Regions from separate parts of the Homo sapiens genome. Here region 2 is linked to region 1. The links are chromatin loops, found by intact Hi-C in ENCODE. Cell type or tissue: MCF 10A. All regions are shown on one strand. Links, peaks and the distances in the headings refer to the core of each region. The heading gives the core; the rest is flanking DNA.

The links. Hi-C counts contacts between places; a loop is a spot of excess contacts. Peaks named below come from ENCODE experiments on the same cell type or tissue, not always from the same donor. Only the 100,000 strongest peaks of a DNase experiment are listed, where the experiment ranks them.
Region 2: it touches region 1 in a loop (2.5-fold over the local background); 3 of 110 quality-filtered maps call a loop at or near these places.

Annotation. Positions count from the first base shown.
Region 1 is chr9:109,177,977-109,187,280 of GRCh38, reverse strand. EPB41L4B (erythrocyte membrane protein band 4.1 like 4B) reads left to right here. Exons shown (of 26, transcript NM_019114.5): 23 at 1,676-1,792; 24 at 4,484-4,552. Among named protein-coding and RNA genes, the nearest start is that of FRRS1L, 15 kb to the right of the region's middle. RefSeq lists an enhancer at 1,265-1,764 and a silencer at 6,758-7,052. In MCF 10A, for the core only: a CTCF peak has its summit at 3,531 (motif pointing left); a DNase peak (open chromatin) is centred at 3,920.
Region 2 is chr9:109,227,521-109,236,824 of GRCh38, reverse strand. All of the region lies in intron 15 of EPB41L4B (erythrocyte membrane protein band 4.1 like 4B), which reads left to right. Among named protein-coding and RNA genes, the nearest start is that of FRRS1L, 65 kb to the right of the region's middle. In MCF 10A, for the core only: no CTCF peak of the experiment used is centred there; DNase peaks (open chromatin) are centred at 4,124 and 5,044.

The sequences.
Region 1 (9,304 bases), core at 328-8,327:
TCACTTTGGAGACGGAAAAGAGGCTGGCAATTTTCTTGATCATTTTTCTATGAAACTTACCCAGGGGCTGTGTTTTATTCTTCACAGCAGGATGATATCAACTATTTAAGGAAACTCTCTTGAGATAAAAGACGTGTATATTTGTTCTCTGGAGCAAATGGTCCCTCCCTGAAACCCAAAATAACCCTGTCCGTGGTTCCCTCTCCTAACATCAAGCATCCTCTGTCCTCCAACCTCATCCTCACCAGTACAAGCTGTTGGACCTCTGCTGGGCGCATGGTGCTATTCAAGGATAAGGTGGAGAACCCTGCGTATCCCAAAGGATGTGGCACTTTTTTCACAATGTTTGGTATTTTCCAGCTAAGTAGCAGGGTGTCCCAGTGTCAAACGAGATGCCACGGCTGGGCCCATGCATCTCGTCATGGGTCAGGGTCAGTTTGTTTTCTGAACACAGATAACAAAGAGCCAAGACATATGAAATCCTCAACTATATGTTACAGCTGGGCACAATGGATCATGCCTGTAATCCCAGTACTTTGGGAGGCCGAGGAGGTGGGGAATCTCTTGAGGCTGGGAGTTCAAGACCAGCCTGGGCAACATAGTGGGACCTCGCCTCTATAAAAAAGAAAAATTAAAATATTAGCCAGGCATGGTGGCACATATCTGTAGTCCCAGCTACTCAGGAGGCTGAGGCAGGAGGATTGCTTGAGCCCAGGATTTTAAGGCTGCCATGAGCTGTGATCACACGACTGCACTCCAGCCTGGGTGACAGAGCAAGACCCTGTCTCTTAAAAAATATGGCATGGTAGCTCACACTTGTAATCCCAACACTTTGGGAGGCCGAGGCGGGTGGATCACTTGAGGTCAGGAGTTTGAGACCAGCCTGGCCAACATGGTGAAACCCTGTCTCCATTAAAATTACAAAATTAGCTGGGCATGGTGGTGCATACCTGTAGTCCCAGCTACTTTGGGGGCTGAGGCAGGAGAATCACTTGAACCTGAGAGGCAAAGGTTGCAGTGAGCTGAGATCATGACACTGCACTCCAACCTGGGTGACAGAGCGAGTCTCAAAAAAAAAAAAGGGAAATGAAACGATATGTTTCTCCCCATGATATATTTCTTTCCTGGTGCCCTCTGTTGATATCCACTCACTGACATACCACAGTGTGTGCCCTTGTTCAGCAGAGTGCAGGAGGGCACTGAGCATGGAAGGCAAATGCTTCAAGTGTGTGGCCACTCCTCACTTCCTCCATGGCTCACATCACTAAGTCATCCTGGCTATCTTTCTGGCTTGGCCTGGGCAATGCTTCAGAACCCTCAACCGCGTGCCAAGAAGCCACTACCTGTCCTGTGCAGTTGGCACAGGAGATAGCCTCTACCTACCAGGCCTGGGAATGGGGTCTTGGTATGTCATCTGCTCAGATGATGGAGACAACAGATGAAAGACAGAAAGGAGAAAAGAAGGCTGAGAGAGAGGGTGGGGGGTGGGACCAGAAGCCAGTTGGCCAGAGCCTGGAAGTAGGCTGTGGGTGAGGCTGGCTTGAGAACAGTCTGGAGTTGCCAGATCTGTCTTGCACTGTGCTGTCTTTCTCTCCTTTCCCTTCCCCTACCTCCTCTTCCTCCTCCCCTTCTCTTGCCACCTCCTCCTCCCCTTCTCTCCTCTCCTCGTGAGCAGGCAGAGCCCGCCAGCAACCCCCACTGTGCCCACTCTCGCTGTTCTCCTCCACTCTCTCTCCCCATGAAGGAAGAGACCACTGGAGTTTGCATGTACCCTCCAATCAAAACGAGGCTGGTAGGTACCCTGGCAGGGAGAGGGGCCTGGCCAGGAGAGGTGAGGTGGGCAGGAGCCACCAGGCGAGGTGGAAGCCTGGGTGGGCGTGCAGAAGCCCCAGATCTCGGGCAGAGCCCATCGACAGGTGCCCTCACTCCAGATGGATGGAGGATTTGGAGTCCAGCTGGCCCTGGTCAGTTTGGAACATGCAGCTATGGAGCCCACTTCGCCTCTAGGTCTCAAGAATCAAGAAGAGTTTGTTTTCCTAGAATTTTGATGAGCATAGATGCTTTCCCCAGAGAGAAATATATGCTTTGGTACTCACCAGACGGACTCTTATGTTGCATTTCTATTGAAAATAAAACTTCTTTAAACTTGTCTTCTTCTGCTATTTATCAAGCTAATGATGTAATAGGAGTGCTACCTGACAATGTGAACAAAATTACCTGTCATCCCAATTTAGCATGATTTTTTGTCATTTTTACATATTTCCTTCTATTTATTCATATCATTCATAATTTTACATAGTTAAATCATAGTAACCATATTCTCTCCTGTTTTCCTCTTTTCACTTAATGCTGCTATGTTGTTTCTAGCTTGTTCTTGTTACCACATTATATGACTATTTGTATTTCATCAAGTGAATGGTCTACCATTTATCTAACACATTCTTTACTACAGGATGTGCGCTTTGTTCGCAGTTTGTCATTATTTGGGAGAACACATATAGCTTTTTGCATCAGGAATTTTATTTTCTTAGGCTATACCCTGCTGGATTAAACATGGTGACTTTGGCTTTTGCCCCCTTTCTAAAGTGGTTGTGCTAACAGATAGTGCCATCAGAAGAGAGTGACTTTGCTTTTCTCCACAGCCTTAGCAACACAGAGTGTAATTGTTGAAATCTATTTTTCTAATTTACAGCAGGTATAAAATAATTCTTTGAGATTGCTAACTTTCACCTTTCTTTCATAGCAATAATAAACCACTTTCTGGCAGGGCACAGTGGCTCACGCCTGTAATCCCAGCACTTTGGGAGGCTGAGGCAGGCAGATCACCTGAGGTCAGGAGTTTGAGTCCAGCCTGGCCAACATGTAAAACCCCAACTCTATTAAAAATACAAAAGTTAGCTGGGCATCGTGGCACGTGCCTGTAATCCCAGCTACTCAGAAGGCTGAGGCAAGAGAATCATTTGAACCTGGGGGGCGGAGGTTGCAGTGAGCTGAGATTGCGCCACTGCACTCCAGCCTGGGTGACAGAGTGAGACTCCGTCTCAAAAAATAAATAAATAAACCACTTTCCCTTTCTGCTTCATGATGATCTGAGAGTCTTATCTGTCTGTTACTTTCTGCTAGGATATTGGTCTCAGAGCACCATGCTGACTCAATAGGCAACAAGAGGAGAATGTACCCCAAGACTTCACCCCAAGGGTCCTTCTCTCACCTGAGTCAAAAAGGCAATTTCAGGCCTATTCTGGCAATTTTGAGATGTGTAAAGAGACCAAAGAAATTTGGGGGAAGGGGAGCAGGCTTGGGCTGGACATCTCAGTACACGTGGCAAGGATATTGTCATCCCCACATGGGGGAGACTTGCTTTACCCATTTGGGAAAGCTTGGCTGATTTGGGTCTGAGCTAATGTGTTCTTACTCATCCCTGCCTCACCCTCCCATTGGAGCCACTGAAGAGCATTGAGTAGCTATCCCAGTGTCCACAGGCAAGACCTCGAGACACACAAAGCCTGCTGCCCCTGGGCAGTGGTGGCCTTGGTGTCTTGCCTGCAGCCCTCTGCTGGCGGGTGGTATGGTATGCATTCACCAGCAGGTGTGCAGACAGTTTCTGTCCCCCAGGAATGTGCACAAAGCTGGTGTCAGAGTCATCTGGTTCCTGGGCCTGATGACGTACCCTAGGCCAGCTTGAAAAAATAAGCCCTTCCATTTCCCAAGTTCTCCAGGAGGCCAAAGACAAAATGACCAAAGAGAAAGACATGGAAGTCAAGAGTCTTTTTCACCACCACTACCTGATCAGCTGTTCGTCTGGCCTTTTTCAGACTAGCTCAGTACTACAGGTACTCCCAGCACTGGGCATCTTTGTGCATCAAGCCATCTGTTCCCAAAGGCCGTGGGGGCAGGATTCTCCCATGCTTCCACGGGTTTCCCTGAGGTCTCCCTCTACTGGCCAAAGCGTACAGGGAGTCCAGTAACTGAAGTGATTAGACAGGGAATACTTTCTAGCTTAATTAGCCCAGCCGCCTTGTACCCTGCCTGCTGTAAGAGACCGTGTCCCAGGATGTGACCTCTCAGCAGCCTCTAGGCCATTCCCACAGCTATGGAGAAGTCATCAGAAGCCACCTCAGGCAACTCTGACTCCCTCATTATCCACCTTGATTGTGGCTTTTTATGAGTCAGGCCTGGAAAGCCAAGCAGATCCCGCTGAAGGCAGCTCCAGGGGGAGGCAAGTGTGGGGGCGCTCTAGGAACACGAGACTCCAGGCTGTCATCCCTGCTGAGGCCCGTCCTGCAGTCCAACTCCAGGCACAGATACAACCACCAGCTCACACTCCTGAGGGACCCTTTGTATGTGCCCTTACACGAGTGATGAAGGCTCTGCGGGGGCACCCCTGAATCCTTTGGTTCCATTTTAAAGGTGCGCTGCCAAAGATTGCAAAACTTTGTTTTCTAATCTGAAGGTAACCCCCTTGTCTTTCTCTCTTTTGAAGATAAAAACATTCCCGGTTGATACAATGAACCCGTTTCCTGATACTTTCACCACAGGGCCACAGTTTACTGTAAGTAGATCCAGAAAACAGATGTGCATTTTAAACCCTTGTTCCCATGCGGTGTGCTTTTCTGCGGGATGCCAGACAGCAAGGTCAACCGCTTCTTTTGATCACCGTTGAACTCTGTGAGGTTGGGAAGAAACTTGGATTTGCAGTCTGCCTCTATTTTATTGATGTGACATTGACATAAAATTAACCATTTTAAAGTGACAATTCAGTGACAGTACATTCACAGTGTTGTGCAGTGACCACTTCTATCAGTTCCAATACATTTTTATTGCGTCCTCCAAAAACCTCACACCCATTAAGCAGTTCCTCCTCATTTTCCCTTTGTTCCTACCTGCTGGCAACCACCAGTCTGCATTCTGTGTCTGTGGATTTACCTAGTCTGGATATCTCATATAAATCAATTGTATCATATGTGACCTTTTGTGACTGGCCTCTTTCACTTAGCATAATGTATTTGAGGTTCATCCACGCATGTATCAATACTTCATTTCTTTTTTTGTTTGTTTGTTTGTTTTTGAGACGGATTGAGATCTGTTCTACTGCCAAGGCTGGAGTGCAGTGGCACGATCTCGGCTCACTTCAACCTCCACCTCCCAGGTTCAAGTGTTTCTCCTGCGTCGGCCTCCTGAGTAGCTAGGATTACAGCTGCTTGCCACCACGCCTGGCTAATTTTTGTATTTTTAGTAGAGGTGGGGTTTCATTACGTTCGCCAGGCTGGTCTCCAACTCCTGACCTCAGGTGATCCACCTGCCTCAGCCTCCCAAAGTGTTGGGATTACAGGCGTGAGCCACCATGCCCAGCCTCATTTCTTTTTATGATGGAATATTATTCCATTGTATCTATATACTGCAATTTGTTTATCCACTCATTTATTGGGGGTTTTGGGATTGTTTTCACCTTTTGGCTATTGTGAATAGTGCTGCTATGCATATGTGTGTACATGTATCTGTTTGAACACCTGTTTTCAATTCTTTTGGGTTGGATCTTGATAATGGTGTGGTCTTAGGTAGGTCACTTTACTACCCTGACCACCAGCAGCTTTTTCTTTTTTGCTTTTAGAGATGAGGTCTCACTATGTTGCCTAGGCTGGTCTCGAACTCCTGGGCTCAAGTGATCCTCATACCTTGGCCTCCCAATGTGCTGAGATTACAGGCATGAGCCACCATGCCTGCCCCCTCTTCTTACTTAAGGTGAAAGTAGTAGTAAGAATATCCTCCTCATATCCTGTTGGGGCAAGGATCAAAAGGGACCAAGAATTTGAAAGTGTTTTACCAACCACAAAACATCCCACACCTGTCAGTTATGATTGTTGTTTCTCAAGGCTGGAGAGGCAGGGTGCTGTGATGAACAAGAACCAGTCACCCTGACAACAGACTTCTTGTCACCACCTCTCTGGGTGTCACTGGGCAGCTTATTTATTCTGCCAAGGCTAGGCACAGTGGCTCATGCCTGTAATCCCAGCACTTTAGGAGGCTGAGGTGGGAGGATCGCTTGAGACCAGAAGTTCGAGATCAACCTGGGCAACATAGAGAGACCCTGTCCCTACAAAATAATAATAATAATAAATTAGCTGCCTGTAGTCCCAGTTACCCAGGAGGCTGAGGCGGGAGGATCTCTGGAGCCCAGGAGGCTGACGCTGCAGTGATCTATGACTGCACCACTGGATTCCAGCCTGGGCAACAGAGTGAGACCCTGTCTTGATTTTTTAAAAAATTCTGCCAAATGTTTAAATCCTGTAGTTTCCTCATCTACAAAGAGAGAGTTTGATAATGTTCATGCTTCTTTTCAGGGCTCAACTCATTCTTTAAATGAAAGCTTCTGCAGAAGCTCACTGTATAATGAGCAATTAGATGGAGCAGAAGTGAGGAATCTGGGGTCCACACCTCCTTCCTCTCACTCTGTCCTCCTCCCGGGAACCAGAGCTTGCAATTTCTATGATCCCTGAAGCTCCTTCCGAAGGGTTTTTGTGCCATCTGGAGGATCTGTGAGGTGGGCTGTGGGTGGCTAAAGGTAGCTCTAAGTGCAGTCTTACGAGATGGATGATGGCCACTACCCAACATGGCTTCAGCCACACAGGGAGGGAGAGAGCAGTGGCTGATTCAAGTTTCAGAGGATGAGCAGAGGTGGGAAGGTGTCCAGCAGGGCAGGCGGAGGGAAAAACAGGTTCCTAGAACAGTCCATTTCTAGGGTCATGAGCTGCTTCCAGCATCTGCCTTTTAAGAATGAGAGGGCAGAGACATGGGGCTCTGCCAGAATGTTAGATGCTCTTTCCCTGACACTCGTCCTGGCTCCCTGCAGTCTTGCTGGACACAGCTCCCCAGCTGGAAGCTCCGGCTCCACCTCCCTTGGTTGGCCATAGTGGGGCACTCTGGCCTTCTGCCCAGCCTTGGCAGTGCTGTGAGACACTCAGGGAAGCCCTTCCCGAAAGCTGGGGGCCAAGATGGAGCAGGAAGCCAATGGCAGAAACCATGCTGGGACTTTTAAGAACTGAGCAAGAGTGGCTCGAAGACAGCTGGAGCAGCAGAGGGAACAGCATGAGCCAGACCCCCAGGGCGGGCGGGGTCATCACACATTCAAGGGACTGAAAAACAGGCCAGTGGGACTGGGATGCGGAAAGCAAGCAGGGCTGGGTGAGAGAGGAGGAAGGGGATGTAGGTGGTGATAAAACTGGAGGGGCACAACCATGTTGGCCTTGTAGGCCACAGTAGGGATTCTGATCTCCATCCTACGAGCAACAGGAAATCTTTGAGGGACTTTGAGCAGGGCAGTGACAGGGCAGATGCACTTGGAAGGGATCCCTGTGATCACAGTGGGAGGACAGTGGCATCCAGGCAGAGTGGATTCAGGACAGTAGCCTGGAAACGCAGGACAGTGGCTTAAGGGAGAGAGAGCAGAAAGCTTGACCCACAGTGGTTTTGCTGGTGGAGGTGGACAGAAGTGCACAGATAGGGAAGATATTTAGGAGGCTGGTAAGATTCAGGATTAGATGAGGCAGAGAGAGGGTCAGAAATGGTTCCCATATTTCTGATTTGCAGAATGTGGATGGACAGTGGGTCCATTCACTGAGATAAAGAAACTTGGAAAAAGACTTGGTTGGGAGAGATGAGTTTGCCTTTGGCCATGATGGATTAGAAATGCCTTTGAAACATCCAGGTGGACACAATGAATGGGCAGTTGGAAATCCAAGTCTGTAACTCAAGAGAGTGGACTAGACTGGAAACAATGACTAGGGAGGCAGTGACAGGTAGATGGTAACAGAAGCCAAGCTCATGGGCTTCAGCTTCTCAATTTTCTCACCCCTGTGTGTAGTGTTCTCATCTCCTTCCTGCCAAGATCATGACACTTGAACTTTCTGCAGGTTTGGCCTCTCCACAGGCCTCCAGACCTATCCTGGCGACAGTGACAGGGGTTGTTTAGCAGCGCTGGGAAGCTCTGCACAAAGTTGGTCTGGCAGTCGATCTAGCATTGATGGAGCTGGGTTTCAACAGCTGGGCTCTTGCTTGATCCCAAAACCAGTTTCTACTTTGTATTCAGGTGTATTAACTGGGTCTCTGCTCATACTCAGCCGAGTATGTTGGTCCATCTAGGGTGGGGAGCCCTGCCTGGCTCTGGCCAGATTTCTGCTCTACATGCTTCTTTCTAATCTGGCTCTGTCCTTCTGTTACCTGCTTTGTTCCAGTGGAAGCTTGTTCATTCATTCACTCATTCATTTCCTCATTCAACAAATATTAAAAAACAGATACTTAGGGTTGAGATTTAATAATGTAATTTTTACTGCTTCTTCAAGGTCATTCTTTAGTGAAACTGGCTTTTTTTTTTTTTTTTTACTTGAAGTATATGGCAATCAAGAACACAATGACTACTAGTACAGTTTGGTGCCACTACCTCAATTCATGCCAAGGCCCTGCCCCATTTACTTACTATCACCTTTGCACCATCAGTGCAAATTTTCCTCTTTTTTCAGAAAGAATAAAAAATGGCATCAAAGGCTGGGTGCAGTAGCTCATGCCTGTAATCCCAGCACTTTGGGAAGCCAAGGTAGGTGGATTACCTGAGATCAGGAGTTCGAGACCAGCCTGGCCAACATGGTGAAACCCCATCTCTACTAAAAAAAACCCCAGTTATGGTGTCAGCTAGCCCTTGTTCTGAATACTGTTCTTAACACTTACACTTACTAATACAAAAATTAGCTGAGTGCGGTGGCAGGCACCTGTAACCCCAGCTACTCAGGAGGCTGAGGCAGGAGAATCACTTGAACCTGGGAGGCAGAGGTTGCAGTGAGCTAAGATTGTGGCCTCCAGCCTGGGCAACAGAGCAAAACTCCAACTCAAAAAAAAAAAAAAGAAGATACTGCTCATTTGATGATCAGAGTGTCTTCTTTAGAAACTCATGTAATAAGTTTCTCCAAGGTCAGGGCCAAGAACTAGCATGAAAAATCTAGTTATAAAATATATAGCTGGTATTATCAAAAATATAAAACAAACAAAAACTATGCATTGAAAAAATACTAAATGGCCAAGCATGGTGGCTCACACCTATAATCCCAGCACTTTGGGAGGCTAAAGTGGGAGGATCACTTGAAACCAGGAGTTTGAGACCAGCCTGGGCAACATAGTGAGACTGTTTCCACGAAAGATTAAAAAAATTATCCAGGCATGGCACGCACCTGTAGTGACAGCTACTTGAGAATCTTAGGCAGAAGGATCACCTGAGCCCAGGAGGTTGAGGCTGCAGCGAGCTCTCATTGTGCCA
Region 2 (9,304 bases), core at 514-8,513, 49 kb before region 1:
GGCGGAGAGAAAAAGCAAGTCACTGTTAAAGGTCCCTTGCACATGAGAAATGGCACATTGTAAGAAACCCTGGGGATATCAAAAAGACAAACATGTAAAATGGACATTCAGCTAAGCCTTAGCAAAAGAAATCCTCAATAGTTCTGCAAATAGGCCCACTTCTGCCAAAATTAGGGAGCTAAAGAATGGCTTGGACAACTTACTAAAAATGTGGATTGTGGCATTCTAAATGGTCAGTGGTAAGACCCAAGATCCTGCATTTTAGCAGCCCAGGACAGCCTGAGGTGGGCAGTCCAGGTTTGCTTTTCACTTTTGGAAAGCAAAGCTACTTATCTGCTTGTGTTCATCGTTATTTTAATGCCTCAATTTTAACTCTCAGTAGAGGTCAACTCTTTTTTTTTTTTTTAAATAGGCATAATGTTAAGTCAATGGATGGACACATCATAATAAGTAACTAGATCTGTCTGCTCAGCAAAGCTATGCACTTCCTTAGGCCCAAGGTGAAGCAGAAAAATGCGAGCATTCTAGTGGTTCTTTATATGGCTTTAATTTCATCATTAACTGGCCCCCTGCAATCTATCAAACCAAGTGTGTGTTCTGCCCTCCCTTCCCACTTCAGAAGCAAGGGACTAGGGAATTCCAGCTGTTGGAGAAGGACTGGGCGTGTGTATACACCAGTCTAAGCACCTGGGCTAAGACTGGAGCCCATGATTGGGAAACAGATGGAAGTTTGCAGAAGTAAAATGGCAAGACATTGCCAGCCAGATGAGAGAAGGATTAAAGGGTCCACAGTGTGGTGGTCTGGTTTTGTCAAGGGACAAGAGCCCCATAGTTCTCTGATTAGGTGAAGTGTGGAAGCTTTGGAATCTCACACGATTTGAATCCCAGCTTTGCCACTTACTAGCCATGGGACCTTTGGCCAATTTCTTCTGGACACCTCATTTTCCTCATCCCCAGATGGAATTTACCAGTATCTCACTGATAAGAGAATTATCAATAAATGACATTATATACAAAAGATGTTTTGCGCAGTGTTTGATGCTAGATGGTAAGAATTTTTAGTGGTTCGTAAGGTCGTAGCTGTCCATGTGGACAGAAACAGGCCAAAGAGATTCAAAATAGCTCAAGGCCGGGCGTGGTGAATCATACCTGTAATCCCAGCATTTTGGGAGGCCAAGGCAGGTGGATCATTCAAGGTCAGGAGTTCGTGACCAGCCTGGCCAACATGGTGAAACCCTGTCTCCACTAAAAATGCAAAAACTAGCCGGGCGTGGTGGTGTGTGCCTGTGTAGTCCCAGCTACTTGGGAGACTGAGGCAGAAGAATGGCTTGAACCAGGGAGGCAGAGGTTGCAGTGAGCCAAGATCACGCCATTGCACTCCAGCCTGGGTGACAGTGTGAGACTCTATCTAAAAAAAAAAAAAAAAAAAAAAAAGTCTAGCTGAAGAAATGGTATTTCTAATAGATTGATGGTTTGAGATGTATATTCTAAGTTTACAAAGGGAAAGGGGTGTTTGGTTCCAAAGGACAGATCAGATGTAAGAGCATTAACACATATATAAAGACATGTCTCTTTGAAACTAACAAACTCAGAGCAGAAACACCATGGGGATCTTTTGAGGAAAGAAAAAAGAAATAGAAATGATATTTCTGTCCGAGAATACTAGGAAATAACTGTCCAGGCAGAATGTGGACAATGCTTTCCCATCTGCACATGGCAGAATTGGCATAGAGTAAAGAATTGGTGAGATGGCTGAGAGTCCATTCTGCTGCTACGATTGGGACTCAGAGGCTTGGAGAATTGAAACAGAGCGTCTGCTCCATTCCCACCTTGTCTAATTTGGGATTTCATCTTAGACGAATTGGAGGAAGATTTTAACTATCAGGAGACTGAGTGGAAAGTTAGTAACAAAAGGGAACCACTGTGCTTTGTTGCCATTTTGTTGTTGTTTTTGTTTGTTTGTTTTTGAGACACGGTCTGTCTCTGTCACCCAGGCTGGAGTGCAGTGGTGCAATCATGGCCCACTGCAGCCTCCACCTCCGGGGCTCAAGTGATCCTCTCACTTCAGCCTCCTGAGTAGCTGGCATGCACCACCATGCTTTGCTAAATTTTTAAAAAATTTTTGTAGAGATGGGGTCTTGCCATGTTGCACAGGCTGGTGTGAACTCCTGGGCTCAAGCGATCCTCTTGCCTTGGCCTCCCCAAATACTGGGTTTACAGGGGAGAGCTACTGCACCTGGCCTGTTGCCTTTTTTAAGATAGATAATACAAACAATAGTAAAAATTCAAATACAAATAGCCAAAAGTTACTTTTCCTTTCCACCTTCTTATTCCCCAGTTTTCCTTGGAAGCAAACATTGTTAGCATTTTTCCTTGTCAATCTAGAGCTACTCCATGTATAAATGAGCATATATTTAACCAATCAATATTGATGGACATTTAAGCTGCATCAACTCCCTCAAGTTACAGTGGTGCTGCCATTCTTGTACCTTGTGTTTGTGCACTTGAACAAATCTATCTGTAGAATAAATTCCCTCGAAGTAGCATCCAGGTTAAAAGGTATGTGCATATTTAAGTTGGATATTGTCTAATGAAATTTCTCTCCAAATATATTCCACCTGTTTATACTCCCCCCAGCTCACAGACACCCCCAGCAATTATGACAATGCCTTTGTGACCTCACAGGAAGCAAATCATAGCCTTTGCTAGCTTTTTTTTTTTTTTAACTTAGTCTGATGGGTAAAATCCAGAATTTCTGTTTTAATTACATTCTCTGTGAACAAGGCTATGCACCTTTTAATCTTTCTAAAGACGGTTTGTTATATGTTTTCTGTGAACCATCTGAAACCCCTATTCTTGAGTCATGCTCCTTAATAAAGATCAGGCTGATGAAGTACAATTAACCATGTCATCTTAGCATTTATAATAGTGAGGAAAGGGAAGGCTTGAATGAGTTGATATTTACCAGACATTTTTTTAAAAGTAGGTTTCCAGGCTAAGCGTGGTGGCTCATGCCTGTAATCGTAGCACTTTGGGAGGCCGAGGTTGGTGGATCGCCTGAGGTCAGGAGTTCAAGACTAGCCTAGCCAGCATGGCAAAACCCCATCTCTGCTAAAAATACAAACAATTAGCTGGACCTGGTGGCGCATGCCTGTAACCCCAGCTACTCAGGAGTCTGAGACAGGAGAATCGCTTGAACCCGGGAGGCGGAGGCTGCAGTGAGCCAAAATCACACCACTGCACTCCAGCCTGGGTGACAGAGCGAGACTCCATCTCAAAAAAAAAAAAAAAAAAAGTAGGTTCCCAGAAATTCAGGTAACAGTCAGCATGATACTGCCCTGCAGAACTGAAAAAGGGAATGTGGGCAACATAAAGATAGCAAAGGGAAAGGAATTGATTTTGAATATCTGTGTTTCCTTTCCTGTTTGGGAGGGTATTGATAACTTTCCACTCAGGCTTCTTAGATACCCACCCAGACATCATGAATTTCCCTGGTGCATTGACCAAGGAAGGATGGATGTACTTCTAGTTACAATTAAAGTTTCAATATATTGGAACTGAAATTACAGCCACATCCCAAGAGTCACCTGTGGTTTTATTGGATGAAAGGCTGCAGAATTTAAAATATTAAAACTGCTGTAGTCTAGGCCATCCACTAAAAAAGGATTAGAATAATTAGAGGAACATCCCTGTAGGCTCATGTTATAAGAAACCCACAGAAACCTCCTAATCGTCCCCTACTGAATGGTGAATGGTTTAAACATCCACATTCTGCACTGAGACCTCAAAAGCAAGAGGTGTTGCTATGCTAATGCTCAACCAGCTTCATTCCCTGGCTGAATAATGGACACTGTCTGTATTAAAGGCAATTAAACCATTAAGCCCTTAAAATTCATATCAGTGTTACAGCTTCGGAGGCCAACTAAGGATGTTCATAATAGAAGCTTCTGAAAAACCTGCAAGAATTGGGGAACAGAGAGAGGATCATTTGCGGAAATTTTTAAGCACTAATGAATACCAAAATAAATTAATCCTCATCTGTATCACCCTAGAAACACGTACCCAGTGTTCAGCTCCAACTCTGACTCACATTGGTGTCTTGTGCAATTAGAATGTCTAAAACCTACTCTTAACAGATTATGCATCTTATTCATCTAACCTGAACTACATTCCGGGATGAATAATGTTTTAATTTCATTCATTCAGTGAGCCGGATGGCGTCTGGGGAGTGGAAAAATAACACTTCCCAGCTCATGCCTGAGTCTGCCGTAGCTCTGTCAGAGTGCACAGGATGACAAAGAATCTGCTTTGTGGACATTATTTTACACTCACAGCTGAGCTTTCGTGACAATGATTATTTTTGTCTTACTGTCCCTTTGGGGTCTCTCATATAACACTGTTTGAGGATGTATTTAAACAAGTGGTTAGGGGAAAGTCTGTTAATGCTGTTGCCACCTGAAAAAACAGAATAAAGGCACAGGAACACAGAAATGAGACGCACCAAAAAAAAAAATCTGTAAGAAACCCAGAAGTGACCGGGCACAGTGGCTCATGCTTGTAATACCAAAACTTTGGGAGGCCAAGGTGGGCAGATCATTTGAGGCCAGGAGTTTGAGACCAGCCTGGCCAGCATAGTGAAACTCCGTCTCTACTAAAAATACAAAAATTAGCCAGGTGTGGTGGCACACATCTGTAATCCCAGCTACTCGGGGGTCTGAGGCAGGAGAATCATTTGAACCTGGGAGGCAGAGGTTGCAGTGAGCGGAGATTGCACCACTGCACTCCAGCCTGGGCAACAGAGCGATATTCCATCAAAAAAAAAAAGAAACCCAGAATGGAAAGTCTAGCTTATTAGAAGTGACTGTTGTAAGGCAAAACAACTATATTTGTATTTTTTTTTCTTTAGGCAAGAAAAAGATTGAATAAACTTGGTCATGAGCCTCTGAGCAAAAATCAACTCATGAAATAGTAATTCTCTGGACTGCACACACATGCACACCTGTGAAGGCACACACACAATGAGGAAGCCATTGCAAAACCTAGCAAGAATAGCATTGCAACACAACAGCCTTTCTGGCAGAAAAATGTCGGGACCTGCTTACACCTATTTATTGAAATCATTTGATAGTTGTTTGCCAAAAGAAAATTCCAGACTCAGAGATGGAAGCACATATCCTGTCCTACCTCACACAGGACTCAGACCCAGGAACTACTGAACCCCAAAGGCTCTTGTCAGTCCTTAGGATGTGGGATGTTAATCTGCAGTTTTGCAGAGACTACATAATGTAGTTAGGAACAAGTAGGGAATTCATGTCAAAAGTGCAACTTTTATGAATAGATATTTGATAAATTACCTAAGGAGAATTAAAATTTAAATGCACTAAAACTAATTAATTGAATAAAGTTCTGCTATGTTTCTGTGCAGTGCTGGTATGTTGAAGAAGATGCCATCTTTGGCTCCAGGTAACTAATCATCATCAGATCAAGAGCTCCCCATCTAGCATGGATTCATACATCAACTGTGCTAGCATCAGAATTGCTTGCAAAGTTGATTGGAACATTTCTTGAAAGAAATACAAATTGGAAAAGTTTTGGGCCAATTAGTCTCTATAAAGGAATCTAAACTACACCCAAAAATGCAGTTTTGACCTTTTTTTTTTTTTTTTTGAGATGGAGTTTCACTCGTCACCCAGGCTGGAGTGCAATGGCACAATCTTGGCTCACTGCAACCTCCACCTCCCAGATTCAAGCATTTCTCCCACTTCATTCTCCTGGGTAGCTGGGACTACAGGCGTGCACCACTATGCCCAGCTAATTTTGTATTTTTAGTAGTGTTGAGTTTTCATCCTGATTGTTGGCCAGGCTGGTCTCGAACTCCTGACCTCAGATGATCTGCCTACATTGGCCTCCCAGTGTTGGGATTACAGGCGTGAGCCACCACTTGTGGCCAATTTTGACCTTTTCTGAAAAGAAAGATGAAGTAGAGTCAACCTTCTCACTAGTCTTTTTTTTAGATATAAGACCACTAAGTTGCTATAAGAAATCATCCCTAATTAATAGATACAACATTCATAATGTATGACACTTCTAAGATGTCGATACAATTTTCTTCGAAAATCCATTATGAAAAAGGTACAGTGTTTCAAATATAGACTCTACTTGTTGCCAAATAGTATGCTTTCCCTGAATTCAATAAGAACATGTAACAATGTATCAGTCTGTTTAGTCTCTACCAAATTAAAATTGAAATAAGCGACAGCTATCTGGGAAACCAGAATGAGTAAATTGTACTTTCTCTCATCTCTCAGTCGGACATGGCACAGATCAAATTATATCATTGAGCTGTAGTTCCTGGCATACGAATGCTTAATGTCCAAAAATGCAATGTCTGCCACCCAGATAAGTGAGTTACCTAAGGTCACGTAGGCAAACAGCAGCAAAGCCAAGCTAAGTACCAATGCATGTTCCTTTTTTGTCATTAGATTGCTCCTTCCAAACACATGGCAAAGCAGTATTGCCTAGCAATTCAGAGAGCCCAGGTTACCTGGGTTCAAATCCCAGCTCTGCCATTTACTAGCTACATGACTTGAGGAAAGCTCCTTGGTCTTTCTGCTCCTCTTTCCTTATGTATAAAATGAAGATAATAATAATTGTCCTTTCTTCAAATGGTTGTTGGAAGATTAAGTTAACTGATGGTGAAGTACTGGGCACTCAAAAATGTTAGATTTTGGGGTTTTTTGCTCTGTGAATATTTAAAGAGCATGATTACTGCACTGGTGTTCAATCAGGAGGTATGATTCTGGCTGACACCATCTGCTGTAAAAACACACTACTTGAGTCAATTATCCTAAGAGAGTCCCAATTGGAGAGCCACAGTTCCGGGCGAATGGACTGGGTATGGACTAGTGGCAGGGCTTCCTGACTTTTTCTTGTCCTTGGCACACATAGAAAGTGACGTATAGCATGCTGGGACAAGCAGACAAGGCTGCTTGAAGCTCCAGGCTCCCCATGTCCTGCCCACTTACTCCAAGGACTGGGAGAATAAATGGTTCAGCCCACTTGCAACCCTTCTGAGGCTTACCAGTTGGAAAGTTCTACTGAGGTCCTTGTCAGCTTATCCCCAATGTGTTAATTCTGATTAGGAATATGGAATTGTCCCCATTGAGGCTAAAGTAAAACAGGAACCAGTTTGTCCCAACCAGCTCCTCCAGAAGGTGTGTGGAGAACTTGTGTGCTACCTGTGAGTCTACTGTGTGGGCTACATATACACTGATCCCGCCGCCAGGAACCCCAACTTGGAGTGAAGACACATGACATAAATAGCTGAGGAGTAAGTCCAAGTTCAGGCAGCACTTGATACGTGTGCACTGAGCAATCCAGACGAGATGTATGCGACTTTGGATAGGGGAAGTTCATTGCATTTCCTACTGCATCAGCTGGCGTAGTACCTATGGGGGACTTCTTGACCATCCAGACATGGGCATTCTGTTAAAGGCGGGGAATCTGTTGATTTCTTGGCCTGCATGGCTGATGATTTGGTTACTTAGGAGGTAGAAGAAACCCTGCAGTTATTACTGTTGTAAATTCTGTTCAGCAAGGAAGACTGCATTGGAAATGTGTAAGTAACAAGATCCATGGAAGAAGAAAACCCTGACATCTCAGAATCATGAACATGAAGTGAGTGAAATCCAGGGCTTAATTCTCCACATATTCTTTTTCTTCTTCTTGTTGATATTCTTTTCTAAAATTAATTTGTGTGGGTACATATTAGGTGTATGTATTTATAGGGTATATGAGATGTTTTGAAACAGGTATGCAATGTGAAATAATCACATCATATATGTTTTACTGTTTAGAAAATCCAATTTCAAAATGTCATAGAAAATAGACTTGAATATTTTTTACATGGGCTGTGAATTTAGAAAGCATAGATAATCCGAAAGAGAAAGGCTTTATGAGCCTCTCAGATGAACCCACAATTTGTAATAGTATTTTAAAGAGTAGGAAGGTGGAACATATGATCAAAAAGAAAGCGGCACAGAACTTTTTATAAGGACTCCAAAGTTTTGTAGATGCTCACTTCAGTTGGGGCAAAAAGATGAGCAATTTAATGACACCCAGTTTTGAGGATGGTATGTGAGACTAACAGGCAGAAACAGAGCTACCTGACTTTTGTTGTGCTTTTTTCTTTTTCAACAAGGAAGCTAGTCACTATACTAACTGCAGAGAGTGAAGAGAACAAACAGAAGAAAATTGAAGTCCAAGATAAGAGAAAGAGTAGTCAGGAAATATTTTACTGCTTTTTGATTAGCTCAAGTCTTTAGGCTCAGAAAAATGGTCTCCCAAAACACTGAGAAAATTTGCACTTGTCATTGCTGAGTCAGCATCAATACCTTTGAAAAAGTCTTGGGAAAATGCTAGATAAGTAGATGGACAGTTTTTTTTGGAACATGAATTCCAAAAACTAGGCTGATAAGCTGGAGTGCAATACTGAGGAAAGTTTGAGAACAGAGTCTTTTGTAAGCACTTAGTAAAGGAAGCAGTGTTGACTTAGGAACAGCACAGATTTGCTGAGAATAAGTCATGCTAATCTTTCAAGATTTTTAGTAAGCTAAGAGTGGAAGAACTGTCTAACCTGATAAGTAGAATTTATCAGAAACTGACATTTAATGGTGAAACACTAGATAATGTATAAACTTCAGAAATAAGGCAAGGATAACTGCTGATATTCAATATTATTCTGGAGACCTTACCAGTGGAACAAGCCAAGAAAACAAAATTAGGAATAACTACTGGAAAGGAAGAAACAAAATTCACGTGATTCTCTTCTTAAAATCCAAGTGAATTCCAACTGGTAAGAGTTGTGCAAAGTGGTCAGAGGCAGAAATATCCTAAAGTCAGCAGCTTTGTATATCCATCTAGTCATTAAAAAATTAGACAATAGGGGCCAGGCGTTGTGGCTCACACCTGTAATCCCAGCACTTGGGGAGGTCGAGGTGGGCAGATCACGAGGTCAAGAGATCGAGACCATCCTGGCCAACATGGTGAAACCCTGTCTCTACTAAAAATACAAAAATTAGCTGGGCATGGTGATGCACGCCTGTAGTCCAAGCTACTCAAGAGGCTGAGGCAGGAGAATCGCTTGAATCCAGGAGGCGGAGGTTGCAGTGAGCCGAGATCACGCCACTGCACCCCAGCCTGATGACAGAGCAAGACTCCGTCTCAAAAAAAAAAGGGGGGGATATGTAATAATTAATAAGATCTCATTTTCAATTGTGACAAAATTGAAAAATACCTAGGAATA